2 separate regions of the Mus musculus genome follow, and region 2 is linked to region 1. A link is a loop called in an ENCODE intact Hi-C map of the cell type or tissue named here. Cell type or tissue: left cerebral cortex. All regions are shown on one strand. Links, peaks and the distances in the headings refer to the core of each region. The heading gives the core; the rest is flanking DNA.

Evidence for each region. Hi-C counts contacts between places; a loop is a spot of excess contacts. Peaks named below come from ENCODE experiments on the same cell type or tissue, not always from the same donor. Only the 100,000 strongest peaks of a DNase experiment are listed, where the experiment ranks them.
Region 2: it touches region 1 in a loop (2.2-fold over the local background); 28 of 42 quality-filtered maps call a loop at or near these places.

What each region holds. Positions count from the first base shown.
Region 1 is chr19:60,315,699-60,330,886 of GRCm38, reverse strand. Gm41882 (a long non-coding RNA gene) reads left to right here and starts at 5,625. Exons shown (of 3, transcript XR_877977.1): 1 at 5,625-5,686. In left cerebral cortex, for the core only: a CTCF peak has its summit at 5,564; a DNase peak (open chromatin) is centred at 5,536.
Region 2 is chr19:59,415,470-59,430,657 of GRCm38, reverse strand. It overlaps Emx2os. Among named protein-coding and RNA genes, the nearest start is that of Gm33756, 34 kb to the right of the region's middle. RefSeq lists an enhancer at 5,088-7,444. In left cerebral cortex, for the core only: no CTCF peak of the experiment used is centred there; a DNase peak (open chromatin) is centred at 8,032.

The DNA of each region.
Region 1 (15,188 bases), core at 3,672-7,671:
TTAAAGACCTGGCACAACTTTGAAAGTTGTGATTTGTTTAGAATCAATGGATATACTAGCCACTTAGATGCCACAGTGAAGACAAAAGAGAAAAAACAATCAACAATGGATCAGATGGGAAAGAAATGTGTAGAACACAATTCTTGGGAAAGAAGAACATGAGTGGGGTTCAGGGTGTACTTTTGAACCAGGTGGCCAGAAAAGGTGTCTTAGGAGACACTGCAAAGCACAAGGGGAGAAAGGGTCAGGCTGTACAGTTCCAGAGAGAAGAGAGCAATCCCAGGGTCCTGTGACATGAGCCGGCTGGGATGGTGTGGGTCACAGTGATTAAGTGAGCTTAGTGCTGGATGGTAAGGGATAGAAATAGAAGTTGAGGTAAGAATGAAAGGCTATGGTAAGACTTAAGAAACTGGTGTCAGGTCTCACAGATCAGAACAGGAAACTGGAATTTTGTCAGGGTAAGCTGGGAGGTGAGAGTTGAGATGCAAGGTACCCAGACAGAAACTGAGAGCCACTGCCACATGTCAGGGAGGGTGGTGCTGGTTAGATCCTGGGAGGCCCAGTTTGGGGCTCAGAGGCCTGTAGGCTGTTTGTTCTAGAGTCAGATCTGCCTGATTCTTCCTGGGAGTTTTAACAGTGTGCTACTTTTATGATAATTACCTGCTACGGGTTTATAGGCATCGTGTGTTTGATGTAACAATTTATGAACCGACTACATCATTTCATGGCTTTCATCTTAAGGTTTTGAAGACAATGACAGTTTCTACTCTGAAGAAGCCAATTAATTAACTTGATTCTGCCCTTTCATCAAGGTGTATGTCACTATGTCCATTTCAGAGCTGGTTATACTGAGGCTGCCTGCTTCAGCCAGAGGTCCTTGGAGCTCTCATTTCCAGCTGCTTCCCCTATCCCCACCCTACCCTGACCTCTGCATGTTACAAACAGAATATTTATTTTAGAGTAGCTTTGGACTTTGCCACTTAAATGTAGATGGAAATGTTTTGGTCTGGAATATTTGTGAAACAACTTTACCATTTGTGTGTGTATCAATTCACACACTTGATGGTGAGTGTGCCCATGCTGCAGCACATGTGTGCAGGCCAGAGCCCAACCTCAGAAATCCATCCAAACTTTCCACTTATTTGAATCACAACTTCTTGGTTTTATTCACTTTGAATGCCAGGATAGTTGGCCTCTAAGCTTATGTGTATTCTCCTGTCTCTACATTCTATCTCTTTGTAGGTACACTGGGATTACAGATGTACACTACTCTGTTCAGCCTTATGTGGGTTCTTGGGACTCAAATTCAGATCCTCAAGAGCTTTGCCCAATACACCATTTCCCACAGCTCCAGATAGGACTTCTAATAGAAAGTCTGCTTTCCAGCTAAACTCAGAAATGAAGTTATGAGAAACCCTCAACAGTGGGGCTGTTTCATACTCATTAATACGAGCTGATTTCAGTTCTACCTTTGGAGAGAAAAGGATGTTTTCCCATGGAAAGCCAGTTTTACAGATGTTTGCTTAGCACAGCAATCCTGAGTGTGATGCACTTGTGGTTATCTGCCGTGGTGTCCTCAGTGGGGTTAGGGATGTGTATCAAGCTGCTTACTTCTCTTACCAAGAGTTTTGGGTTCCTAATTTTCCGACACTATTTTGTCTGCTATGCAAAAAAAGTAGCAGATTATTTCTTTGCTGGAATACAGCCCACTGAGCTGTGATCTGAAAGGCCGGTGCTTTCTGCAGAGGCATGGACAAGAGCTAGGCCTCATGGGTGACTTGAGGCATTTTCAAGAGTAATATGTATACTGTATGCTTTTTTTGTTTCTACTTTTTGATGTGGGTCTTTGGTTAAGGGTTAGGAATTTCCAAGTGAATCTTAGAAGTGTGTGCTCCCTATCTAGTTTACCTTGACTATTGTCTTTTAAAGTCATTAGCCTATATGCCTGTATAGGATATATTCCTCCAAGGACGCAGGAAGGCAAGAAAGTTAAGAACTTTTTGGACCCAGGGAAGGCTTTAAAAGCTGTTTCCTGCCCCCCCCCAGCCCCCTTGCAACTTTCCACCGTTTCCTGCTTTCTTAGGGAGGAGGGATACAAAGCAGTGCCAGGCACGGCTGGTCTGGTGTGTGTTCTCTTATTGGTCTTGGTTTCAGCAACAGGGCAGCTGGCTGGTGGGGGGTGAGGGGGATGAAGTGTATACTGCTTGGGTTGCTTTCCTTTTCCAGTGCAACCCAACCTCAGAGGAGTAGCATCTGCAGCCCTGGCTGTCGTGGGCTTTCAGCCTCTTGGATAACAAGATAAAGGGCAAAAGCTGAATTTTCTTGTGCCAAGAAGATCAAACCCAGGCTGCAGAGAGTGGCTAATGGTACCCATTAACCTCTGTCAGTGTTAGAGTCCTGCAGTGGGAATTTTGCCAGAAGCAGCCCTGAATAGAAAACAAGGTTTGGCTGGCTTCAAATAAGCACGGGATGGGGGCATGGGGATTTATAGAAAAAGAAGCTAACCTGTTCCATGCCTGGTCTGTGAAGACGAACTCAAGGCTGAGTCCAGCATGTGAGAAACTGATGTGATGCAGGGACATGGTTGGTCCAAGGACAAGGAAAGTTCCTGCTTGTTTGGGTCCAGCGCTGGATGGCAGTTCAGATGAGAACTGCATGAACATGGTGCTGGCTGGAGGTTCAGATGAGAACTGTGTGAACATCGTGGGTCAGGAGGGAGGATCTGCCTTCTGAGTGTTGTTGCTATACTGCCTACTCCTGGAGTATGGGGGATTCATGGACACTCAATCTTGGCTCTGTTCTTCATGCTAGTGAGGACGGGGTAGGCACCATGTGTGAAATAGGGAGTATAATGAGCCTGAGATGTCATGTGCTTTGTGGGCTAGGAAATTGAAACATGGAGCACCCTATCATTGGAAAGCTTGTACCGGGCTCCAAAATTCACCCCATAAGAGAGTCCCTTTCCTCTACTTTGCTAGGTTAGCAAACCTGGATTTAGTGTCTCAGCTACTGAGTCTGTGGACTAATGATTTTTGAATATTTACTATAATACCACTCAAATAATCTAACCTAGTTGCTAACAAAAGCAATCTACCCCAAAGCTAAGAGTCATAAAATAGGTCGAGAGCCAGATAGGTGTCTGTGGAGTAGCAGGTTCTTAGTATCTGAACAGTTCACTGTTATCAGAATGGTTACTTTTGAATCTTGAATTATTTGGCTCCCCTCCTTAGTATTTTAAGTATTTTCAATCCTTTAATATGGAGAGGCCTAATAACTTCTGGCAGGCTTCATTTTTGTTTTTATGAAATATGAACTATACCAGGTAAGCAAACTTCTATATTTAGATGGGATTTTTGTCTTGTGCCATCTGCCTTTTAGCTAGAGAAACAAAGTGCAAATTGTTTTCTAAAAAGTCCTTTTTTTTTTTTCAAAGGAAATCTAATAAGCGGTCCTTCAGTGGGTGAACTTTAGTGTGTTTATTTTTCTAGTTTTATTATTATTTTTAACTATGCGCCTCTGTGTGGGTATGCACATGCAAATTTAGGTGCTCAAGGAGGCAAGAAGGTGTTGGATTCCCTGGAGCTGAAGTTACATGCAGCTCTGAGCCATCACATGTGACTGCAAGTTCTTTTAACCACTGGGCCACAGCAGCACCAAGAACAAGATTTTTATACTTAAGCTATAACTCTGCAAGTTCAAGATCAGAGAGAAGAAAATAATATATGAGACAGAATAGAAAAGTTCAGAAAGGAGCAGAGGACCTGACATGCAGCAAAGAAGAGAGCCCCTTCCTGAAAACACAGACATAGTGGGGACCAAGGTGTGATTGGCCTACAGGGGAAAATGCATTCCTTGCAGCAGTTTACAGGCAAGAAATTGTCAAAGTGGTTACATGTAAATTCTGCTACAGCTTCAATGACCCGAGCCAGGACATCTTTTTCTGTTTGATCTCATTTTCTGTCTTTAAAATGGACCATTGTCTATAAAGCCTTCTCAGTTTTAAGAAAACTCTCCCTAATCAATTTCAATATTCAATAGCTATCAATTCCCAACTGTTCCAGTGCAGAGTCAAACTTATCACTGTGGAGTGTGTGGGGCCAGGACAAAAAGCCAGGAAATAATAGAAACTTCCTTGTTTATCTGACTTGGCTCAGGGACAATCCTTTTGACTTCCTTTCCAACATGAGTTTTGTACTAGATTCTTCTGGTAATATTACAATTATATTTAGGTTACATTTGAAATATCTACAAATAGTCTCTTGGGTGGCAAGGAGTGGGGCAGGAGAGGGATTAATAATTTCTTGGAAAATGCGGGAATTGGTGGATTTGAAAACCACTTCCAGGTGCTATTGAACTTAGGGTCACCCCAGTTCCTGATAGGTGTTATAATGTCTAGAATGTTTCAGAAACATTGATGTGGTAAGAACTGGAGGGATCAAGAATCCAGGAATCCCAGGAGAGAGCTAAAGGGAGCGTCTTATTTCTAGATTGAGATTCTTTCAAAACAGACTTTTAAACCACAGACTGTTTAATTTGCAAATTTGAGACGGCATCACTTGGAGGTACCACACAGTATCTTTGAGCCATTTTAGTTTGTTTGGAATCCTCTTTCAAATTAATATCTTCCTACAAATTAATAGCTGTGTTGATAGGAACCAGAAAATTCTGACTGAGTCAGGAGAAGCCAGAAATGTTTAGATTGAGATATGAATTTGGCTATGAACCTTTGAGGGTTCCCAGGCAGAAAAGTGATTTCAAGTTTTTAAAGTCTGGATCTAAATTTGATGTCTACAGCAAGAAAGCAGCACCCGTTCATAGCCTTCACCTGAGTTCATTGTACACCCTATCCCTGGTGAATGTAATGTTGGCCAAATGGCAGAATTGGAAGGGAGTTTGAAAAGCTTCCACTCCACACTCTTATTTTCAAAGAGGAAAAAGGAGACTCATTTTTAGCTTCCCTTTCTATGTGTGAAAGCAACAAATGACTTAGTCTCTTGACATAGATTCCAAGCAGACAGTGTCCTGTTTTCCAGGATTGGGTAATTGACCACTGGCCAGTAGGGCTTTGCTGTGTGTTGGCTTTTGCAATATTGAACTCCAGCATTGGTCAACACAATGCCTATCTATGGCATGCATGAGTCTATCATTTCTATCCATGTCCCAGTCCCCTTAGAACTAAAAGCCACAGATGCTTCAACATGTCCAAGGAAAATTGGGGAGACTTTTATTAGCTTTGGTTTTGACTCCATTCTCATAAAGTATGCAAAATGTGTCATTTATAAGAACAGCCCAGAAGAACAGTTGCAAATTATAATATAAAACAAGAAAACGATGTCACAGAAACAGAGACCTGGCTGTGGCAGATGCCCTGTCAAAGGAATGATTTATAATCTGGAAATACAAGCAGCAAGAGAGGCCCACCAGCTAGGACTGCATCATCCGAGGCAATCAAACCCTGCAAATATAAAGCAATTTTGTATTCCCATTTCCAAGGGCTCCCCACAATAAGGACTCTTGTATGCCCAAGTTTAGTATTCAGAGCAGAAACCACAAACTCTAACAGCCCCTCCTGGTCAAGATAGTTAATCACAGTTCCCAGGCGCAGGCAGGCTGTCAGAGCATTGCTCCAAGCGGCTGGGGACTTGCCTGCGTGTCAGCTTCTCTCTCTGAGAGCTAGAAAACGATGGTGGGTCAGACATCCATTTGCTTTGTATATTGATATAATTTCATCAGAATTTATGATGTGGGAGTTATTGCACAGGCAAGAAATGTAATCTAACCTTCATCTCACACAATGCGGCAAAGATATTATGTTCTCCAGAAAATATATCCTGACTTGTTGAGTCAGATTATACACATGCCATCCTAATGGGCTTCAATATTTCCTTGGACAAGTCATTGCTATTTGCGTGTATATTAAATTGGCTTGTGTAGAAACTACTTTTAAATAAATAATGAAGAATTCTAATGCTATTACTTCTTTTCATTTTTCTCAAGTTTTGGCATGTGCATGCATTCTGGTAAATTTTAAACATCTGTGTATAGCTTATCCTAATTTCTCCAGCTCATATTTGGATCTGACTATTGCATGACACACATACATGATTCTCTTTAATCCTTATAAAGAGGTCATAGGACTCCAGTCCTTAAGCAGAATACATGTCAACAGTCTTCCAAGACTATTTCTTATAGATGATCGTTACACAGAGACCATCAGTCCTGGCGTTGTTCGGCTCTGAAAATAATTTTGATCACCTTGAGTTTTGTAGCTTTTCTCAGTGGAAAATTTGGATGTAAAATATGTCCATAAATGAAGGGCTTTCTAGATATCACTTAAGTGTTTCATCTAGAGCTAAACATTATTTGAATCAATTTTCAAAATTAAAGAAAGAAATGACAACTTTAAGATGCAGAGCACTGCATCTTAGCAGTGGCCTGCCCATGTGTCTGTACAAGTATCTTTTTGTTGTGTTTCCTACTTTCTCCTAGAAATGTTGCTAGGAAGAGTGATTATTCGCTCACTGTTCCTGGTCGATCCAGGCAGCAAACATCACTACTACAGTCTCTCTACACTCCTATTCTTCCTCCTCCTGTTCATCTTACCTATCCTTTCTTTCTTATTTAAGTGTGTGCATGTGATGTGTGTGTCTGACTCTGTATGTTTGTGTGTATTGTATATATGTCTGTATGTGTGTGTGTGTGTGTGTATGTGTGTATATATGTATCTGGGTCTCTAAGTGTATGTGTGCATGAATTTGTATGTTTGTGTGTGTGTGTGTGTATATAAATATGTATATATGTGTGTGTGTGTGTGTGTGTGTGTGAGGGAGAGAGAGAGAGTCTGTATGTGTATGTGTATATGTGTGTGCGTCTGTGTATGTATGCACATTAATATGTAGGAATATAGGTACAACACAGGAGTAGGGGGCAAAAGTCAACCTCAGGGGTTGGTCCTCACCTTCTTTCTTGTTTGAGACAGAGTCTATTCAATTTTTTTATCTACTATATATGTCAGGCTAGTTGACCCATGAGCCTTTTGGGATTCTCATACCTCTACCTCTGATTTCTTCTTCAGGACCAATGAGGCTATAAATGTTTGTTTAACATACCTGTTTACCACTTTTCATGGTTTCTGCAGATTCAAACTTGCATCCTCATGATTGGATAGCAAGTACTTTTATCCACTGAACTATCTCTCCAATGCTTTATTTTCCCCTTCTTATGATGCCATTAGGATTCAGTCTTGAAAGTTACATGCTAATGACTTTATCTAATTATATCTATCTCCTAAAGACTCCATATCTAAACAGCATAGTTGTTTATAACTTCAACAGGAATTCTTAGAGAAGACAAATGACATTCAGTATGTCATATATCTCTGCTCCTCATCTTTCATTATTATTCATTTTTGCAAATGAAGAAATCTGTCTTCAGGAAAGTTGAATGCTTTCTTAAGGGCTCATGAATAGAACAAATTGGTGCCTGCATATGGATCAATGAGTGTCATCTTTGGGCTTTTCCCCAGAGTCAAGGTGGGGTTCCTTTTTGCTGTTACTTGACCACCTAAGTCCATTCCTGCTTCTTTCTTTGCCCTAGAGAAGCTCAAAAGTTCTTTTATAAATCACAACCAGAAATCTGTGGGAATGGTCAATGTTGACTAAAACACTTGTTTCTTTAGAGAAGGGTCAAAATGAGCAAAATGGCTTTTCCTTCAGCTTCTCTTGAACAGGATTCTAGTGCCCAAAGCTATAGCAGCTATGTCATAGTCATGAGGTGGAAACTAAAGCATGCTAGCATTTGGCTTTGGTATGGCTAAGCAGCTAAGCCGTTGCCCACAGTTCCATACCTCCATATGTCTTGTAGAAGAAAAACTAACTCTTGCTTTATGCACAGTTTTAGCGAAATGTCCCCTAAGGACATCCACCACTCACCATGTGGAAAATCCATTTGGTTCTATGTTTCTAGTAGAAAATATAGGCAGAAAATTTTCTTACCCTTGAGTCAATCTTGGAAGTGGCTGACTTGAGGAAAGAAGCCACATGCGGATAGTTTAGGTGATCCTGGTACAGTGCAAATATCCAAGGATGGGAAAACCAACCACAGTTGCTATCACCTCATTATATTTCTTTCTAAACCTATTGTTGCTATTTTGGAGGCTTCTTGACCACCAAATGATGACTGATTAAGTAAAATTACTGAGTGGAAAGGCTCATGGGATTTAACTGCACAATTCCACTCCACTAATTTTATTCATGTTTATTTTAATCTCTGCAATCCCATCAAGATGAAGTTGACAATACTAGCAAACTAAATTGTTAGACACCAAGCTGTAAATGAATTTAAGATAAACAAATATTTGATAGATAGATAGATAGATAGATAGATAGATAGATAGATAGATAGATAGATAGATAGATAGATAGTATGTCCTATAGAAACCCTGAAGTAAGACTCAGTTCAAAAAGTGTGTCTCAGGCCATCCAGTAAGGCCACTGTGACTCAGCCACCTCAGGGTATCTGCTCTCCTTCTTTACCAGCTCTGTGTTTTATATTTACTCATGCACAACCCCTCCAGCTTTGATGTCCAACTAATGATTTCTGTCTCTCAGCCTTTGGTTGTTTCCTGGGGGCTATTTTACCAGGGACTCTTTCCCAAGCCTTCCAAATATTTCTCCAGAGGATATTGTCCTTCCAGTTGCTCCTCACTAACATGGACACAGGAAGCCAATCTCTCCTCTATACTTGAGCATGGGAAGTTTGTTTGTACTTAGTTGATATAATTGCTGTTCACCTACTTATTCAGCAAGCAGGAGAAGAGTGAATACAGTATGGCACCTGACTTTGAAAAAGTCCACTGTGAACTGCAGAGATGACATTCACACAGCACTGTGCTATAATGCATGACTGATGACAGACAAATGCACAGTGCATTCTTAGGGTCTGGGAACTCTTCTGGTCTCTAAGCATTTACTAGAGTACAAGTTCCTCCTCAAGTAGGACTGTTTTTCTTCCTGTCCTCTCTCTCTCATTCCAGTCCTGTTCATCTACCTGGTTTTGAATTGCTCCACAGAGAGCAGTCACAATGTGCGTATTGCCTCCTGTGCCTTTGTAGAACCTACTCTATAAATCCCCAGGGGTTGGGCATATGACTCTTCATCTCTTTGCCTGTGTCAGCATCTACAGTACAATGCAGGTCTCCCAGAATATTTATGAAATGATGTCTCATTTAAAGCAAAATTTTTTTTCTTTTTAATGGAGGGACTGAAGGGATTATATGGCTGGCCTAAGACAATAGCCCAAGCAATTGATGAGCAGTAGAAGTCACAGCTTTGAGATTTATGGTCACCTGCTGTATTGGCAGAGTCAAACAAGAGTGGTACATGAATAATTCCCAACTTCATCTAAAGTAAAATGTCTTTAGGGCATTTTCTGCCAGATACCTTGGGACAATTCTGACATATGGCTTGTGAGTTCTAAAAATCGACACTATTTATATGAGTTTTTGCAATGTTGAAAGGCTTCTTATAAGCAATGTATCATCACAGACCTTTCAGGGTCCCCATTAGGGTCCTATCCACTGGCCAGTCTCTATGCACATTCTTAGATGTTTAGGAAATCACTTCTTCCTTGACTGTTCTCTGAATCTGTTTCTACTTAAGAGCACACAACAATAAAACTGGCTATTAAATTAGTCTGGCCTTGGTGACATATATGTCCATTTCACACTGATCAGAGGACTAGAGTTACATTTTCACCAGTTTTCAATGCTGGGGGGGGTGTCTTTATTTTCTCTTTTCATTACGTTTGGTGAATACATTTCAAGGGATTGAACTGCTCAAAATATGATGTCAGCAATATTGGTAATATTTGGGCAAGAATCAATCTCTATTGCTGTGGCTTTTTTTTTTAAATCATGTATGGATGAAGGGCAAACACTGGGCTCACAACATGGCAGGCAGGACTGCCTCCCTCTTCAGCCCAACCTTGTCCAGCAGGTAGTCCTGCTGACTTGCTCTGGATTGAACGACAGAGTGCTCTGAAAGAAAGCTAAAGGCAACTCTCATGGATCTTCTTTAAGGAGATACTTTAAGAATGCTTAAAAACAATGCCAATAATCATGAATGCCCGAGAAAGGGGATGGAATTTGGGATGTCTACTGTGGCAAGTGGTACTAAGGCATGATGTACCAAGCTAGTTAGCACACAGAGCATCTGAGCTGGGTAAAGTCAATTAGTATATTATCTCATAGCCTGTCATTTGGTTAGCTGGATTTTCATCCGTACTGTTACCCCCACTGAAAGCTCATCTAGCTGCATGGCTGATTGCAACGTCTTTTAATCTTTTTATTACCGTAAGCCATTCCTACTTATCTACTCAATCTTGGAGGAAGAGTTCCTTGATTGTAACATTTTTATAATGGTGAGTAGATAGTCAGGGATAGAAGTAAGTAACAGGTAGAAAGGAAGTCTGAAGAAATTTTGGGTGTCATTTTACACTCCAAAATTACAGGCACTTGTCCTTGCCAAAGTCTTACATTCTTCTGTTAGGGAAATCATTTTGACCCCTGTGTGTGTGTGTGTGTGTGTGTGTGTGTGTGTGTGTGTGTGTGTTTATCTGTGGGTATCTCTTGTATGAATGTGAGTGTGTGTTTGTGTGTGAGTGTATGTGTCTCTGTGTGAGTGTGTGTATCTGTGCTTGTCTCTGTGTGTGAATGTGAGTGTGTGTTTGTGTGCCCTTCTCCCAGCCTTGAGCAGGCTAAATTTACCTTAAGTGTTTGCCACAGTTGGACCTTAAAGACCCAGGTGGAGTCTTCTGGCTTGCCACACCTGCAATTTCCTACAGGAGTAGACTTTCCCTCTGAGCTTGCTTTGCAACATAATCCAACTGAAACAAAGGATGGTGTCTGTGGGCTTTCCTTATATAAACACAGTGATAAATATTAAACTTTGAGCCTTGATCAGAAACTTTTGTCTTGGCTTCATCCTTCTCTCGAACCCCGTTCCTTTTTCATTTCCAGCCCCCCTTTCAGGTAACCCAATTTGTCCTCCGCCGCTGGACAGCTACGTGTTTGTGTGTGTGAGTGTGTGTGTCTGTGAGTGTGTGTGTGTAGAATAATGGTTACTGAATACAGTTCAAAATGACTGGACTAAATGAAAACAATAAATATAAATGCACAAAATTGCTCCCATGAAAAGGCAAAGTGGAAGGCTCAATTTCAGCTCTCCAGGACATAGGATAGTTTGGCTTGCTACTTTTATACTTTGTGATGATATGAAACCATATTTTATATAAACTGTACTTTGAATTTTAATATTTTCCTGGACTATGTAATAGTATGTTCTCTTTGTAGCTAATGGGTACCATGCCTCAGATACAGCTCCCTATTTGGTCCCCCAGTTAACAAGAGAGACAAGCAACATACTACAGTGGGCAGTGTGGCTAAGCTAAGATGCTCAACAGGTTAGGTATATTACATTGATTTTTCTGCTATGATATTTTCAAGCATATAATCATTTTTATTGGGAGATATTCCCATTGAAAATGGAGGCATATTCACATACCAACCTAAGAAGTGCATAATAAAAACAATAAGTGAGTTTTACGTGAAAAATTGTTTACCTGTAATAGAACTGTTTAGAATAAATGGTTTGGAAAGGTGAGTATAAGTGGAGCATGTAATGATGTGGATTTGTTTTATGTTAGCATTAGGATTTAAACATCTTGTTTAAGATTTCTGACACTTACTTTGAAAATAAATGAAAAGAATTTTTATTTCACTTGGAAAGAGTAAATAGATATGACCCTTAAAATATTATTATAAACATCAAACCCATCAAATGTAAAGCCATACTATAAAAGAAACAGAAGTTTTTCTTTTAAGACTAGAATGCTATGAATTGAATTAAATCTGTGGATCAGGAAAGAAGCCCTCTCAGATTTTATGTTTAAACATAAAAACATAATAAGCCATAAAGCATCACATACAATAGGGAAATGAAAGCTTACTTAATAAAGCTTGGGAGTGAGGAGACTATTCCTTCCTTCCTGTATGCCCCACATAACCGCCACGTGAGGAAAAGACTAAGCAAAACCAAAGGTCAAATCAATAAAAACTGACAAAAGGGAATAGAATCTCAGATACTTGGAAGACTGAAAGTGTTCTAAAGAAGGAGGCAACAAAAATAAATCAATAAATCAATAAATATTAAATAAATCAACAGCATTGCAAGCAATCTTGAAAATGCCGTCATACAAAGAGAATGGAAAATAAAAACAAAATTTAAAAAGTCTGTTATAAAATAGAGTTCTATAAAAATAACAAGACATAGTATTTTTTTCTGGACATATAATGACCCTAATTAACATTGTAAATATAAAGATTCTATTTAATAAGTAGGTCAAAAACATTCTCCAGCTATTTAAATATGAAAACTCCATAGTATATTTTGTAATTAAAAATGCAAATGAAAAGTATCATTTATGTCGCTTCATTAAAAACTGGACTAGCTAATAGGGGATGATCATAGGGTACTATTAACTGAAACAGGCAAACAGTAATTCTTGGCGTTAGTAGAAATTAGTATAAGTAACATCCATGAGTTACGAAATATTCATATTCTCTGGCAACTGCTCTTTGGAATCAATGTGGAAGAAACAGGGAGAAACATCTGTATGAACCATGTCTATTGACACACCACTTTATAGCAAATTTAAAGACAAGGAAAAGAAATTAGACAAAAGTTATTATGACTCTGTAGGAACTAGAGAGATGGCTCAGTGGTTCTTGCTGCTATGCTAAAGACCAGAGCTCATACCAAGTGTTCACAAACATCTGCATCTCCAGGGAATTTAATGCCCTCCTCTGGCCTCTTCATGCACACACACACACACACACACACACTCTCTCTCTCTCTCTCTCTCTCTCTCTCTCTCTCTCTCTCTCTCTCTCTCCACTAGATAAAAATAAATAAATCTTTTAAAAAACCCCAAAATATAACTAATATGTGACAATAAAGGGAAAATTTAATTGGTTACATTAAATAAAAGAGTATGTCACAAAATTGTTTAATAGTTGTGGTACAGCTATATAACACATGAGTAACTTCCTGAAAGTCAGTATGAAGAAATTATGGGTGTCATTGTGCTGAAATTACAGGCAATTGTCCTTGTTAAAGTGTTATATAATTTTGTTAGGAAAATTCTTCTGACTAGTGCTTATGCATGCGTGTGTGTAGAGCCATGTTAGTAATTACATGACCTTGAAGAGGTTACTGGGGACTCTAAAGCTTTGGCTGTGCCATATGTATGGAGGAGATGATGGCAGGATGCACTTGGGGTTGTTATGAGACCAGATTAGGTAATGCAGGGACCACACCCAGGTCTCACGTGTGCCACTGCGTGGAATGTCGTCAAGGTTGTGAAAGTAGCAACATCTTCAGAATTGACAATCATTGCCTGAGTGTGATTCTCACTGGTCTCTACCGATCACAGAAAATGTTTCATCTTTCCTATCGTGACCATTAAAGGTCATCCCCACTCTTGCCTGTCTGTCTGATTTCATGTCCAGCTCTCCAAGATGAGCTACTGGCTCTGCCTAAGCCACCCTGGATTTTCCAGCCATGAACAAATACTGACCAAGTCACACTAGGTCATTGTTTTCAGTTTATTCAGGTACATTCATGTTCTAGAAGGAGGAGGGTCTATAGACAAGTGAACACACAGTGCGAGAATATTTCTAAGGGTCACCAGGCAGGCTGATCTTTACCATTCTGCACTGGTATAACTGGATTGGTTGTTGGTGGAAGGCTGAGACACATGATCGGTTTGTATCGTACCATATCTGGTTTTTTTTGTTTGTTTTGTTTTGTTTTGTTTTTGTTTTTGTTTTTGTTTTTTTTCTGAGACAGGGTTTCTCTGTATAGCCCTGGCTGTCCTGGAACTCACTTTGTAGACCAGGCTGGCCTTGAACTCAGAAATCTGCCTGCCTCTGCCTCTCAAGTGCTTCGATTAAAGGAGTGCGCTACCACGCCCGGCTATTTTTTTCTTTCTTTCTTTTTCATATCTGTTTTAAGTATTCAGTATCATACCATATGTGCAAATCTGTAGTTAAGTATTAAATATTATGGGAAAGATCAATGTATATAATTTTTTCTCTGAATAATAAAACGCGTAAATAAATTCTAACATCTTTCACTGCTCAGAGTTCTACATACACCCTATCTTCAGATTATATCCTAGTCTGTCTGTCTTTCTTTCTTTCTTTCTTTCTTTCTTTCTTTCTTTCTTTCTTTCTTTCTTTCTTTCTTTCTTTCTTTCTTTCTTTCTTTCTTCCTTCCTTCCTTCCTTCCTTCCTTCCTTCCTTCCTTCCTTTCTTTCTTTCTTTCTTTCTTTCTTTCTTTCTTTCTTTCCTCCTCCTCCTCCTCATCCTCCCCTTCCTCAGTATGAGAGAGGAAATACACATATTTAAGTGTGGTATATGTGCACACTTGCACATAAACACACATAGACATCTTTGGCTGTACTGCTGTATCACTTCAATTTATTCCATTGAGACAGAATGTCTCATTGAACCTAGAACTAGGTTGATAGCCAGTAGTTCTCCAGTCTCCACCCACCCCTCACAGCACTGGGGTTCCGGACACTTGTGGCTACATCTGATTTTTTACTGTAGATGATGGGATCCAAACTCAGTTCCTGGTGCTTCTGCTGCAAGCACTTCTACTCACAGAGACATCTTTCTAGTCTGTGCCTTCTTCTCTGAAAATAATGATCTGTTTTATGCAGATCTCTAACTGGTCCCTAGGGCAGAAAACATGTTGCTCTTTGCTTTCTTCATTTCTTTTCAGAAGTTCCATAAGGATTGTACATAAGCTAAGCCTCCTAGAAGTGCTCACTTGAATCAGTGGACTATTAACTAACAAAAGACCAAGTATTTAACATCTAGTTTTCTTTGAGAAGAGATATCAACATTGACCCACTCATCATGACCAAAGGACATTTTTGGAGATTACCCACTGTAGTTCTCAGCTGGGCCTATCTATAGCTTAGTTGACAGAGTACTTGACTAGCATGCATAAAGCCCTGGGTTAATTCTGTAGTACCACATTCACTGGACCTAGTAGTGCATACCTATAATTGTGGGAATATGGAAGTGGAGACAGGACCAGAAATTAAAGGTCATATTTGGC
Region 2 (15,188 bases), core at 6,155-10,154, 900 kb after region 1:
TATTCCAATATGCATGTCTTAGTTAGGGTTTTGCTGCTATGAACAGACATCATGACCAAGGCAACTCTTATAAAGGATGATATTTAATTGGGACTGGCTTACAGGTTCAGAGGTTCAGTCCAGTATCATCAAGGTGGGAGCATGGCAGCATCCAGGCAGGCATGGTGCAGGAGGAGCTGAGAGTTCTACATCTTCATCTGAGAGCTGCTAGGAGAATATTGGCTTCCAGGCAGCTAGGATGAGGGTCTTAAAGCCCAAACCCACAGTGACACACCTACCCCAACAGGGCCACAACTTCTAATAGTGCCATTCCCTGGGCTGAGCACATACAAACCATCACAACGCATGCCACAATCTTCAGCAATCCTAAAGACCTGGATGGTACTCCTTGGGTAGAAGGCTAACACTGGTTCCTTCTGGAGACCCCTGAAGGATACTGGTGCAAACCTCTCTCCTAGCTTCTGGCAGTTGGTGTTGCTCCTTGGCTTATGACAACACAGGTCTAAGCTCTGCCTTCGTTTTCTCATGGTGTTTTTCTCCCTGTGTCTCTGTTTCCAGATTTCCCTATGCTGAGAAGGGATATCCTAACGATCCCTTACTAACTTGAACATGTCTCCATAAGCACTGTTTCCAAGCCAGGACTCGTCCATCAGCACAGGTGAATCTGGAGTAAGAGAGATGTTGGAGACCCAGTCCCACGTAGAGGATCAATAAGTGTAGGGCACAAATGGCAAGCTGTCTCTCTAGCCAGTGTGCTGCCAGCTTCTTATCCACAATCCTTGGAACAGAAGCAGCAGGTCCAATGTGTAGGAGATATCCTTCAAAATGTCCAGTCTAGCTAGGCAGTGGTGGCACACGCCTTTAGACCCAGCACTTGGGAGGCAGAGGCAGGCAGATTTCTGAGTTCAAGGCCAGCCTGGTCTACAGAGTGAGTTCCAGGATGGCCAGGGCTATACATAGAAACTCTTGCCTTGGAAAACAACTACAACACCACCACCACCACCAACAACAACAACAACAAAATGTCCAGTCTGGTTCACTTGGCTGGTGATAAGTAGTTGTCATAAGCTAAGGTCCTTTGCTTGGAGGCTCTTCAGAGATGCCTCCCACCACCACCATCACCACCTTCTTGTTTCATAGCTGACAAGAAGGAAGTCCTAAAAGATAATCTCCTTAAGTTGTACCATTGATGAGTGACTGACAGAGTCAGATGCAGGGTCAGCCCTTCATTCTGCCCAATGTCCTGCAAACATGGACATAATAATCTCTAAAAGCAACTATGGGAGGTTTACTGGAATCAGGGAAACTTTAGTTCTCCTGCCAGCAGCCACTGAAAACACTTCAGGTTATTTAAAGAGAATAATGGTGTTATTATTTGACATAAATATGTTCACAGCCCCGTGGGAGGTGTGAATAAAGGCGTCTTCGGAGAAGTGCAAATATGTTTTCATCGTCACACAGGACCTAAGCTGATCCAATGGAGGTGAGCTGCGAACGTTACAGCTTCAGGAGTAACCTCCAGCGACTCTTTTCATTTCCAATCAGATCGTCTCCAGGGCCTGTGACACGCCATGCTCTAAATGCTACATAGGCCTTATCTCTTTTCTTCTCCCAACAACCTTTTGATAGAGGAAGTCCTTTCTAATCTACCCAGAGGGAATCTGAGTCTAAGTTCGGTTCACTTATTGTGTGTGTGTGTGTGTGTGTGTGTTTCTCACAAGACTGCCTCTGGGTGGGACAAGCACTCTTCTGTTCCCATGGTGCCATGGTCCCTTATTACTATAGTTGTACTTGCTTCAAAGATAGGGAACCACTTCATAAAATAGCTGCACTGAGATATCCACATATTGTATCAGTTATGCATTTAAAGTTTGTGTAAAAACCTTCAATTGTCAGCTTAACTGGATTTGTATTCTTTAGGAGACATACTTCTGGGTGTGTCTGTGAGGATGTTCCAGAGAGGTTTAACTGGGTATGGAAGGTGTGCTCCGAATATGGGTGGCACCATTCCATAAACTAGTGTCCTAGACTGGATGAAAAGGAAGAAGGAGGAAGCTGCCTGAGCCATCGTTCGTCTCTGTTGTCTGAATATGTGAGCAGTGGCCTCATTCCTCCCCATATATTTTCTGATGTGACAGACTGTGTCCCTCCAAACTGAGAGCCACACAATAGCCTGTATCCCTTCAAACTGTGAGCCATGTAACAGATTGTATCCCTTCAAACTGTGAGCCATGTGACAGATTGTATTCCTTCAAACTGTGAGCCAAGCAAACCAGTCTTCCTTCCTTGTGTTGCCAGGTGTTTTCCCTCAGTAATGAAAAAAAAAATAACACAAGGTGAAAGTCAGTGGTTAACATACATGGATGCATGCAACCTTCACCACAGCCAACCCATGAACGTGCCCATCACCTTAAGGGAAAGTCAGTGCCCCATAATGATCATTTCCCTCTGCTCCCTCCATCAACCCAAAGCAACCACTAATCTTTTTTTTTTCTTTTTATCTTTATGGAATTTCCTATTCTATACATTCCATGTAAACAAAAGCACACATATGACTTTTTGTGTCTGCCCTCTTCCAATCTCATAAACATTGTAGAATGTATCCATACATTACTGGGTAAATAACATTTCACTGTATGGATAAGCCACATTAGGAATGATGTTTCAGAAAACAATTCTCTTGAAATACAGAATGTCTTTACTCAACAAATGATGTGTGATTAACAGAAACCTGTTAAGGAATGTGATTTGAGGCCCATAAATGCTTCATTCCTCGGGTCCCTAGCAGTGCTGGGTTGTTTTTTTGGTTTTTTGTTTTTGTTTGTTTGCTTGTTTTTTGCTTTTATCAAGAAGCTGTGGTGGACTTTAATAAAATTTTGTTAGTAAACTTTTCTACTTTTGTTGATATGAGGTGGAAATCCAGAATATTAACAGGACTGAAGAATCTTTCCAGGACTCCTCAGAAATAGGAACTAAGGAGAGATCTAAGTAAGTAAATGCCTAGCAATGAATCTCCAGAGCTCACACACACTTGTAATTCTAGCCCTGGGAAGGCAGAGGTAGGCCAATCTCTGGGCTCACTCCACAGAAAGTTTCCAAGTTCCAGGCCAATGAGAAGCCATATCTCAAACAACAACAAAAAGTCAGATGGAGCCTGAAGTACTACACCTGCATAAATCTATACACAAAAAAGCAGCAGAAACAGAGAGGAGCAGCTGGGGCAACCAATCCAGGAGCTGAAAGGCAAGTTCTAGACTCTAACTTTTCTCTTAGACTCAACAAACAGACTCACTAAACAGGGAATTGAAAATGTCCTTAAGGGGCTGGAGAGATGGCTTAGTGGTCAAGAGCATTGACTGCTCTTCCAGAGGTCCTGAATTCAAATCCCAGCAACCACATGGTGGCTCACAACCAGCTGTACTGAGATCTGATTCCTTCGTCTGGTGTGTCTGAAGACAGCTACAAAAGGAAGGAAGGAAGGAAGGAAGGAAGGAAGGAAGGAAGGAAGGAAGGAAGGAAGGAAGGAAGGAAGGAAGGAAGGAAGGAAGGAAGGGAAAAGAAAGGAAATACCCTTAATATCAAACTATGATAGCCTACCATCAAAATATGCCATGTTTCAGACCCACCCTCAGTTCCTGGGGCCAGAGCCCTGGATCAAGGTTTGTTTGTTTTACGGAAAGGTTATTTTCAGTTAATCAGGCATTCAATAGAGCTGAAGAACTACTCCCTTCCTGCCCCACTAGACCCATCTTGAGCTGAGAAGCAGCCTAGGGAACCAGAAGAAGGGGATTATAGAGGGAATTCTTGACCTATTTACCCCTCTCCAGAGTGAAACATTCAGTTAGAAGACACTCACATGCTGACTTTGATTCATTAGTTAAGGCTGTCTAGAAGGTTGTGCTAAGTAGATTTTGATCTGGGATCAATTAGCCATGTCTGCACTGTGCAAAGGAGCAGGGTACCCCATCTCCTCACACACGGCCACTCTGGACAGTACTCTCCAAAGGTCTCTTGGGCTTAGACATCCTGCAATCTTATAATTTCTCTTACCTTTGTTCTTTTCCTTGTCTTCTCTGAGAATCTATTTTGAAGCCGTTTCCATCCACCAGTGACAGTGGCCTACAGTGGACTGTATGTACCTAGAGGCATGTAAGAGTGAGTCTGTGACATGTAAATTGGAGACAGCCCAGGCTAGAGGAGGCTAGCTATCCTAGAGATGAGAAGTCACTATGAAAGGCTAGTCAACATAGAACTGAATCTCACAGAATAAAGCAGCTAACATGGGTAAAGCGATCACATCAAGCTATTCACCATGAGACAAACACATGCTATTGCCTTCATCTGCCTAGATAGATCATGAAGGGTTGAGAAAGTAAACTCTGTCTTTAATAAAAACAAAAACAAAGGCTTTCATAAACCAATAAGGCACTTGTTGTGTAAGCACAAGAACCTATGTTGGAGCCTTAAAACTCACATAAAAAATGTCAGGTGTGGTAGCATGTGGTAGCATGAATCCCAGTGCCGAGGAGACAAAGACAAACAGATCCCTGGAGTATGCTGGCCAGCTTGCCTAGTCAAATCGGCGAGTTCAACACTAAGTAAGAGACTCTATTTCAAAAACAAGGAGGCAAGCACCCGAGGAAGGATACCAGAAGTTGATCTCTGGCCTCTACATGTGCACAGATACATACACCAACATGTGAACATACCTGTGCATACACACATTTGCACTAAAAAAAAAAGTGTCAAGAAAGACCTGGGATGTAGCACAGTGGTTGGAAGAATAGGAAAAGCAAAGAGAATTTCAAGCGAAGGCAGACTGGGCAGGTATAGTGCCTCTGTCAGTGACTAAGAGGCTTATCTAGTTTCTCGCTTGAGAGGTCCTTGAGACCCTGTGATGTCCCTGTCCTAGGGGTTTGGGGAGTACCTGGCACTAAGTGATCCTACTTCCTCAAAACAGCCCAGCATCCCAGCGTTCTTCACTCTGAGTACTCGGGGGCACCAGCCTGGGCCTGTGGATTGTTCAGAAACGGGCCCTCCCATCAGCAGGGCAGCGGCTTGCTCTCTTACCACAGAGGCTCTGCACTCACCAGTTCCAATAACACGATTAGTCATTTTTCATTCCTGAGATATCTGCCCATGGGTGGGTGCGTGTGTGCATGTGTGAGGGTGTCTGTGCCTTTCGTGGAAGGGAAAATCCATATTCTCTCTCTTCTGCCCGAATTAATCAAATAAATCTTCGGTAAGAAGCTGCTAAATGAGTCACAGATGGCTCTGCCCTTTTACAGGTTACAGAAAGCACCCGTTACAGTCTTTTTAATTTATCAGAGGAAAAAAGATGCCCTCCTGTGCCCCTTCCCTCTCACAGTAATAATCAGAAACAGCCTATTTTCCGAGGGTCCGAGACTCATTTTCAAAAAAAAAAAATGTGTATCAATAGATGTAACAGTGGGAAGACTATTTTGCCAAGTTCCAGCCTCCAGCACGGCAAAGGTGCCCTGGCTGGGGAGAGCATTTATAAAACCACATTTAATAAAAGAGAGTGTTATATTAAGTGTGTTTGCTAGTGTATTTCAGCATATGGTTTCCATATCAGGCGGAAAGATGGCAAACACATGCCTTTTTACCTTCTTTCGAAGCCTTCTGAGAGGCGTCCTCTCTGATGGGTGGTGGGATGGGGAGTTTTGGTGTTTTGAATTTTGGGGTTTTTGTTTTGTTTTGTTTGCTTTGTGTCTATAGAGCCAGAGCTTTTACCTACCATTTTGTTTTGGATGTGAGCTGTTTTGTTTGGTTGTACAACTCAAGCTCATGTGAAAAAAGCACGGGGGACATACAACAAATGTGTGGAAACTCTCTTTCTACGTATGTAATTAACGAAGGGAGTCGCCTAGCTGGCTTTCTGCAGAGGTCCTTACATCCTTCCTGAAGGAGCTGGCTAGCTTGACACTGGGAATCTACTCAGTTTCATGGAGCTCCTGGCTTTTAAATGTGAGCTTACCAAAAGAGTACAAGCTCTGAGGAAGGCTGCTTAGCTTTGCGTCCTCAAAAGTCTCTGCAGACCAACCACCGTTTTTGCTATTTGTCTGCTCAGAGACCTTGTTTGGCCCTGGATTTTTTTTTCTGAGTTGAATACATATGTGTGGGTGTATTTGGCCTGTGTGCAGGTCAGAGGTCAATGCCAAGTGTCTTCCCCTAGAACTCTCTACCTTATTTTTTTGAGACAGGATCTCTCACTGAAACTAGAATTCATTGCTTGTACTAAACTGGCTGGCCAATGAGCCCCCAGGATCTGCCTGTCTCTTCACCCACCAACACCAGGATTATAAACACATGCTTCATTTTTTTATGTGAGTTCTGGGGATTTGAACTCACATCTTTGTGTCTATAGAGCCAGAGCTTTTACCTACCACGATATCTACAGTACTGGGGATTTTATCAGCTAGGATCCTGTAGTCAGAAGCATTTGGGTACAACCCTGTAAGTATGGGATTCCTGGAAAGGCAACCTCCTTAACCTACCACCATTAAATATTCTAACAAATTCTCAATTCTAGGATGATCAGAGAGGCCAAGAGGCGATATCAGATAGGAAAAGGGGTGGGGTGGGGCACTGTATGCAGGCTGATTTGCCCACCCCCTCCCTACTGACCTGAGCAGATCTGCCTGCGCCAGCTATAAATCTACTGGTACCATTTCTTTTTCGTCACTTTCCTAATCCTGTGCCCTTGGTTTCATGTGCTGTAATTATTAACATCTGCTTTCTGAGCCCAGCTCGCATGGAGTTTGCAAAGGCAGTTCTGAGCCCAGAACAATAGTGACAGCTGTTTCATTTAGCCTAGGGCCAGCACTTCCTGTTCAGGTCTACATCTGCCCTTCTGTGTCCAATTTCGGTTTCGGGGGTTTTGTGTTTTGTTTTCTATTTTTTTTCCCTTCATCTGACCTTACTATATGTTTAAGAAGAATTTCTAGCTTAGCACTGTAGCTAGGATTTCTAGCACATATGCGTATTCTGTTAGCAGCAGAGAGAGAGAGAGAGAGAGAGAGAGAGAGAGAGAGAGAGAGAGAGAGAGAGAGAGAGGAGAGACAGCTGAGAAGACCCAGACTGTCCCCAGCAGCTAAGAAGGTAGAGGGATGGGGGTAGAATGAAGAATTGGCTTGGACCATAGTAGTTACCCTGAAAAGATTCCTAAGCCCTGAAAGTTAGGTACAGGAAAGATGCTCTTAGTCAGTCTGTCCTCTACCACAGGCTCATCATCTCCTTGGCTTCTTTTGATGAGGGACTCACCCAACCATTCCTTCAAGGAATAAGTTCAGGGGTTGCCTCTCACATGCAGCTAGCTTGGCCATGCTTAACCTACAGCATAGTGCCATGTAGAGGGCATCCACCCAGCATGCCTCTCTCCACCTCAGTGTGGAACCTCTCTACACCTTAGCTCTTCTCTGCTCCCTTTTTAAGTTTTATCTTTTAAATTATGTATGTGTGTTGGAGGGGGAGGGCTGTCCATATGAGACCAGGTGCGTGATAAGGACCAAGGACTGTGCCTTCCCTGGAGCTGGGATTACAGGTGGTTGTGAGTCTCCTAACATGGGTGCTGGGAACAGAAATTAGGTCTTCTGCAAGAGCAGTATGTGATCTCAAAACAGAACTGTCTCTCCAGCTCCCCTTCTCTGACCTTCTAAGTGGCCCTGGACCCCATTCTCATGTAGGTAGAGTGAAGCAACTCAGGGAGACCCTGAAGTTCAGTTCTTATGTCTGAGGTCTGAGGCCCACATTTTTATGGTGGCTTCTGCCGACTAGTTGACAGCAGCGCCAAGAACTTGATGAGTGTTTTCATTTGACTTGAACTGGAAGTAGCCGAGAGACCTGATTCAGGCTGTCATAGGGCCCTTTCTAAGCACTGGAATCCAAAATGCAAATTGTAGGCTCTGAGTGAGGCCAGCCAGGGCTCCTCCATCTTCTGCCCAAGAGCCTGCTCTGTGATGGGCATGCCAGGCCACGCCCACCGTACGAGTCCCTGCCCCCGACTCCCCTAACTCCCGACTCCGTTCTCTTTCTCACTCACTCCTTTTCTTCTTAAAGTTAATTGCAACTTTTTTCTCAGCTCCCTGATCTGGATAAGCCACATCTCATTAGAAAAAGATTTAGCCAGAGCCAAAGCAGGCTGGAGAAGGAATCCCTAATCGACAGAGAAAAGATTTGGGTGTAATTGCTCTCTCCCACCATTCTCGCCCCCCTCCCTCTTCCAATCTTTTTCTGCTCATTAATCTGAAAAGAAAGTCCCGCTAATGTCTGTGTTCAAGTATCTGCTGCAGCAGCAAGCAAATCCAGGAGCTTGGGGACGGGGTGAGGGGTGTCGCACAGAGAGTTGTGGCGGTGGGTTAGGGTACATGAGTGAAATGGTTTGAGGGGCTGTTGAAGCATTTGGCTTGGGAAAGTATACGTATATCGTATATCGGTGAAATGCTGCGGTTGTTGGGATGTTAAGAGTGGTTGTTGGTATGGGGGTACGAAGTCCTGATAATTGGGTATCTAAAAGAAGCTCTTTACATTGTGTGTGTGTGTGTTATAATAGTTAGTTCTGTGGGCATGAAGGACTCTGACTATTGGTTGTATATATGAAGGCTTTGCATTATTGGGCAGTGTGTGTGTGTGTGTGTGTGTGTGTGTTATAATGGTTAGTTCTGTGGGCATGAAGGACTCTGACTATTGGTTGTATATATGAAGGTTTTGCATTATTGGGCTCTGTGTGTGTGTGTGTGTGTGTGTGTGTGTGTGTGTGTGTGTGTGTGTGTTGCCCTTTGGTTATTCGTGTGTGTGTTTGAAGTATTCTGATAATTGGATATATAAGTGTGAAGCCCTTTGTTTTATTGGGGTGTGTGTGTGTGTGTGTGTGTGTGTGTTGCCCTTTGGTTATTCGTGTGTGTGTTTGAAGTATTCTGATAATTGGATATATAAGTGTGAAACCCTTTGTTTTATTCGGGTGTGTGTGTGTGTGTGTGTGTGTGTGTGTGACATTTCCTTCATTGGATATTTTGTATCACCTAACTCATGGCCCCTTTTTTGTTTTCCCAATGTTTGAGTATATTCTGGAAGGTGCTTAGATGTTGACACAGGGGAACTGAACTAAGGAGCAATCCATTTCATAGGTAGGAGCCCCGATCTTCTACCACCCAGCAATGAACTAGCACCAGATGTTTTTTATGGTGTCCCTTCAAAATTTGTAATTTTTCCCCAAATGACAAATTATCAGTGGATAGGAGAAAGTTAGATATTCAAATTTTGTTTGTTTTTATTTTTGTTTTTAATAGAAAAGGTAGTGTGCGCTCCAAATGAAGGGGGAAAGGCAGAAATACCTCCTGGTTAAAATGTGACTATAAAGGGGCCGAATCGCTTTCCTCCGCACCTGGAACCAGATTTCTTCCCCGGATCTCCTTCCTGGTGCCTCTTACCTGCAACCTTCTCAATGAGGGTGCTGTGTGTTGGTGCTTGTCACAGATTACCCCAAACTTGTCTTTTTATATAACCACGCCACTCAGAGGTTGTTCTTCCTAAGCACGGATCTACATTCATGCTCGGCTCTGATTTTAACACATAAACTGAGCTAACTGAGAGAAATAACAAAGTACCCCTTTTCTGGGCAAGCAGGATGATGGGGAACCAGTTCTACCCAGTGTAACATAACCAGGGTATCCTGGCATGATACTGAGCCTCACCCTTCAGCCAGTGCTCAGAAAAACCCAAGGAATCACGTTCCCATTCATAGAGGAAGATACTGAGGCAAAGAGAGATACTGGCCAGATCCATATGGTTCACAACAGAGCTAGAACACAAACCCAGGCAGTCTGACAGCAGAACTCTCAACAAAGGAAGGGCCTTCAAGAAGCTAGGGATGAAGAAATGGTGGATGAGTTTCTGAAGCCCCCCCAGGTATACTACAGTGTTCACAAGCCCCAAAGCTGTGCCAGGCCACCTACACAGTAGACATATGTCATATGGTCTCATCCAGACTTATGGGCCCTTCCTTATTGATGACATTTTGCTCCAGCTCTATGGGCTTGACCTTGGCTCACTCCGGGCGTCCCAGGGATGGCTGCTTCCGGGAGAACCCAAGTTCCCACCTCTTGTCCCACCCAGGTAGATGAAGCCAGGTTTGAGACTCTATATGATTCCAAAACATGGCCCATTAATAATTACAGACTGTCTCCCTAATAACTATCAAATGGTAACAATGGCCACAGAGGGCACTTCCACTCCAGCCTTGGAGCTCTCTGGAGCACACTAAGGCAAGCTTCCAAGCTGAAGGGCAAAGCCAGTATCTAGTGTCTCACAGTGGCCAGGATCCTGGCTCTGGGATCCTCTAGGACCAAGCCCACCTCAGGGAGAGCAGGTTTCAGTAACTGTCCCTTCTCAGCTCACTGCTTAATAAAATCATTGCTCCTACAGCAGGACAGAAGACACGGGGGAATATCTACAGAGAACGTGACGTCCCAGAAAGATTACCGAAGGTCGTTGCTGTCCTGCTGGGAGCAAGGAAAAGTGAGAACAAGACTGACCAGCTGGAGAGTTGACACTGGCCACAAAAGGCCATGGAACGATTGAGCTAGAGGTCAACTGTGGCCTGTAAGGGCAGACAGCACTAGATTCTGAAGACAGTGTGATAAACAAAGTCGTAAGTGGCTTGACCATTCACCAGACCTTAGAACGAGAGTCTGAAGATGCCACATGAGATAAAGACCAAGAATGGTCCACACTGAGTACTTTGACCACCTGTTCTAAGTTTCTTGTCGATTCGTTTATTTATCTAGAGACAGGGCCTCGCTCTGTAGCCCGGCGGCATCTTTATGTGAATAGTGTTGTCTGAGCACAGACACTGGCTAACAGCGGAGGAAGGTGAGAGTCCTGGGGCCCACAGAGGGCAGTCTACAAATCAAAACAAACAAGCAAAAAACCTGCAAATGGTTGCCTTTGTGACAGGGTGCAGGGATGAGTTCTCCCAGGTACAGACTAGGAATGAAGCTTTGGTTTCTTTTGTAGAGGATGACCTTGAATTTGACTCCTCCTACCCCTAAGGGCCTGGGTTACAAACACACACCATCATACTCAGACTCTGAAACAGAGGAAGGAAAAAGAAAAGCCTTTGAGTGGACCTGACACTCACCAAGAAGTGAAGTCCTAAGGTCCGTTCTCGCACGCTCTCCTCAAGCAGGCTGCAGGTGTCAGGCTCTCTGTGAGAACTTGGGAAGTTCCCATCCACTCTCTAGCACTCAGGTTCTCCATGTGTCAGAGGCTGAGCTAGACTACACACTCTCTCAATTGTGCGGGATCCATAGTGACTCCTCTCAGTAGATGACTCCTTCTCACGTGACTGTGGGTGAGCTGCACAGATAGCGAGGTCTTTTGGTGAGGGGAAACCTCTCTCACGCCACCTTTAAACAATGGTTCTCTATCTTCCTAATGCATCAACCCTTTAATACAGCTCCTCATGTTATGATGACCCCCCCAATCATAAAATTATCTTTCTGCTGTCATGAATCATAGTGTAAATATTTTTTGGAAATAGAGGTTTAACAAAGAGGCCTCGACCTACAGGTTGAGAACTACTGCATTCAGAGTTAGTCATTCTGGAAATTCATGGGAAAATGCCACTGACATGCCGTGTGTGTGTGTGTGTGTGTGTGTGTGTGTGTGTGTGTGTGTGTGTGTGTCACACAAGAAGCACTCAATAAATGCTGGCTTGGTTCATCATCTAAGCGGTAATTCTGGCCAGCTGACTGGCCAGTTCTGGGTCAACAGATTCGAGTGTTTGAGCAATGCCTACTTTGAAGCCCCACCCCAACTCCCAACCAGACACACTCAAATGCTGAATTTGATCTAAGGTGGCTTCACCTTGAACTTGGTTTTTGAAGGTTTAGTTACTGATGCAACTCAATTCCCTGATTGAATGGGTAACAGAAACACCCGGAAAGAAGGCCGACTGACCCGGGGTGGGTGTCGGCCTGGTTCTTGTAATGTCATCCGCTGGAGTCTAGTCAGAATAAGACTAGAGACTTTACACGTCAGGGTTAGGGACTTAAGTTCTTTCCCTAGATAGTAGCCAGTAGAGGACACTTTCTGTCCTTTGGAGGAGTGACACAGATCCTCTCTGCTGGCCTTCTCCACCCCCTCCTCCTACCGTGGGAGACTGGCTGACCTTGTTTCTATTCAACAGTTTCTCAAATTTTTACACCTGAATTTTGGTAAACAACCTCCTGTGCCATGGATAGGGGCCTTATCGGCTCCCCAGAGGCCTCCTACACCAAACCCTTTTGTTAGGGGGAAAAGCCTGCCTTAGAAGTAAGTGGGGCGGGAGTTCACTCCTCCCAGCATCGTTATCTTGCTGAGAGACTCTTGAGTTCAAAGCGCCGCCGCTCGGCTGTCTCTGGCGTTCCTCGGCTGCCCTCTTCTGGGAAGTCCTGGTATGACGTGATCTCTTGGCTGGCAAGCTAACTCACAAGGGATGAGACTCGCTCGGGTAGTCACTCAAGAAATATTTATTGAAAAGAAATTGCGCATGCGTCATAGTCCTGGGCACTTGGGATTCATCACTGAACAAAACAGAATCCCGATCTGCATGGTGGTTGTGCAAAATGAGCAGCGGGTGAAAAAAAAATCAAACGTAATACATGACGGGGGCGGGGGGGGGGTGGCTGGAAATAGTGGGTGAAAAAACGAAGCAAGTTATAATTTGCTTTTCAGCGACAGCTTCGTGAAGAAGGTGGTTTTCAACCAAAGACTTAAAGAAAGCAAGAAGCTTCGTTTTGGAAGTAAGCGTGTAAAATGACAGGAAGATGGCCAGTGGGCAAAATGCTTGCTGGGCGTCTAGTTAGGCTGTGATGAAACACTGTGACCAAAAGCAAGTTGGGGAGGAAAGGGCTTGTTTGGCTTAGAAATCCTAAATCAGTCTGCCCCACCTGGGGATCCATCCCATATACAGTCACCAAATGCAGACACAGTTGTGGATGCCAAGAAGTGCTTGCTGACAGGAGCCTGATACAGCTGTCTCCTGAGAGACAAATACAAAGGCAGATAGATACTCGCAGTCAACCATTGGACTGAGCACGGAGTCCCCAATGGAGGAGTTAGAGAAAGGACTGAAGGAGCTGAAGGGGTTTGCAACCCCATAGGAAGAACAACAATATTAACCAACCAGGACCCCTCTACCCCCCACCCACGGCTCCTAGGGACTAAACCACCAATCAAAGAGTACCCATGACTCCAGCCGCAATTGTAGCAGAGGATGGTCTTGTCGAGCATCAATGGGAGGAGAGGCCCTTGGTCCTGTGAAGGCTCGATGTCCCAGTGTAGGGGAATGGGTGTGTGTGTGTGCAGGAGTGGGTGGGTGGGTGAGTGGGGGAGCACCCTCATAGAAGCAGGGGAAGGGGAATGGGGTAGGGGGATTCCAGGGGGTGGGAAAGGGCATAACATTTGAAATGTAAATTTAAAAAATCCCCCCAAAGAAAGAAAGAAAGAATGAAGAAAGAAAGAAGAAAGAAAGAAAGAAAGAAAGAAAGAAAGAAAGAAAGAAAGAAAGAAAGAAAGAAAGAAAGAAAGAAAGAAAGAAAGAAAGGAAGGAAGGAAGGAAGGAAGGAAGGAAGGAAGGAAGGAAGGAAGAAAGAAAGAAAGGAAGGAAGGAAGGAAGGAAGAAAGAAAGAGAAAGATAGAAAGATCCTAAATCAGCTCACTGAGGGAAGTCAAGAACTCAGAGAGAACAGGAACCTGGAGTCAGGAACGAGCTGATGAAGAGGCCATGGAGGGGTGCTGCTTAATGGCTTGCTCCCCCTGGCTTGCTCAGCCTGCTTTTTTTTATAGAATCCAGGACCACTGGAGCTACCTTCGATGGTATGTGTTAGCATTCTAAGTTCTGCCCCGCACTTACCTGGTTGTCTCAGTATGTGTCCTCCCTGACCAATCACTAATTAAGAAACTGTCCTACAGCCTCGCCTACAGCCTGATCTATGGAGGCATTCTCTCATTTGAGATTCTCTCCTCTTAAATGACTCTAGCCTGTATCGGGTGGACAAAAGTAACCAGCTCACTGTATAAGTACGGGGACCTGGGTTTGATTCCAGAGAGCTGAGAAATTATGGTTTGTTTGTTTTTTTTAAAGCTAGGCAGGGTGATACATGTTTACAATTACAAGGCAGGGGAGGGAGAGACAGGCTATCTGGGGTTCGATAGCCATGTGGTCTAGCTGAATCAATAAAAGACTCTGACTCAAAAATAAGGAGAACAACAGTTCTTGAAAAATAATACCCAAGGTCAGCCTCTGGCCAAAGCATACACCCCCACACGTGCACACACACCCACACGTGCACACACACCCACATGTGCACACACACCCACATGTGCACACACACACACATGTGCACACACACACACATGTGCACACACACACACACACACACACACACACGGAGGTGTCTCTCCAGAGCACTGTGACTCTGAGTGTGGGGATTAGGCAACCTAGGTCCTGTCTCCAAGACACATGGAGGCAAAGGAGCCTTCAGTTCACTAGTCTATTGCACAATGAGGGAACTGCCACAGATAGACTGGTTTTCTTTAAGGTCTTATGTTTTGATTTTGGGGGAGGAACAGGGTCTCATACTGTAACCTATGCCAGACCTGAAATTTTGGCAGTCCCTCTAGGCCTTGGGTTACAAGTGGCAGAAACCACCATACCTGCTTTTGCTGTTCTTGTTAAGAATAGGTGTGCTCTTTAGTTGGTGGTTCAATCCCTTGGAGCCCTGGATGTGGGGGGGGGTCTGTCCTGTTAACACTGTTGCTCCCTCCATGGGGCTGCAAACCCCCTCAGCTCCTTCAGTCCCTCCTCCAGCTCCTCCATTGGGAACCCCCCCCAATGGTTGGCTGTTAGCAACTACCTCTGTATTTGTCAGGCTCTGGCAGAGCTTCTCAGGAGACATCTGTATCAGGCTTCCATCAGCAAGCACTTCCCAGCATCCACAATAGTATCCAGGTTTGGTGGCTGTATATGGGCTGCATCCTCAGGAGGGGCAGTCTCTGGGTGGCCTTTCCTGGAGGCACCCATGGTTCCAGCCGCATATGTAGCAGAGAATGGCCTTGTCTTGGGGTATCAATGGGAGGAGAAACCCTTGGTCCTGTGAAGGCTTGATGCCCCAGTGTAAGGAGAA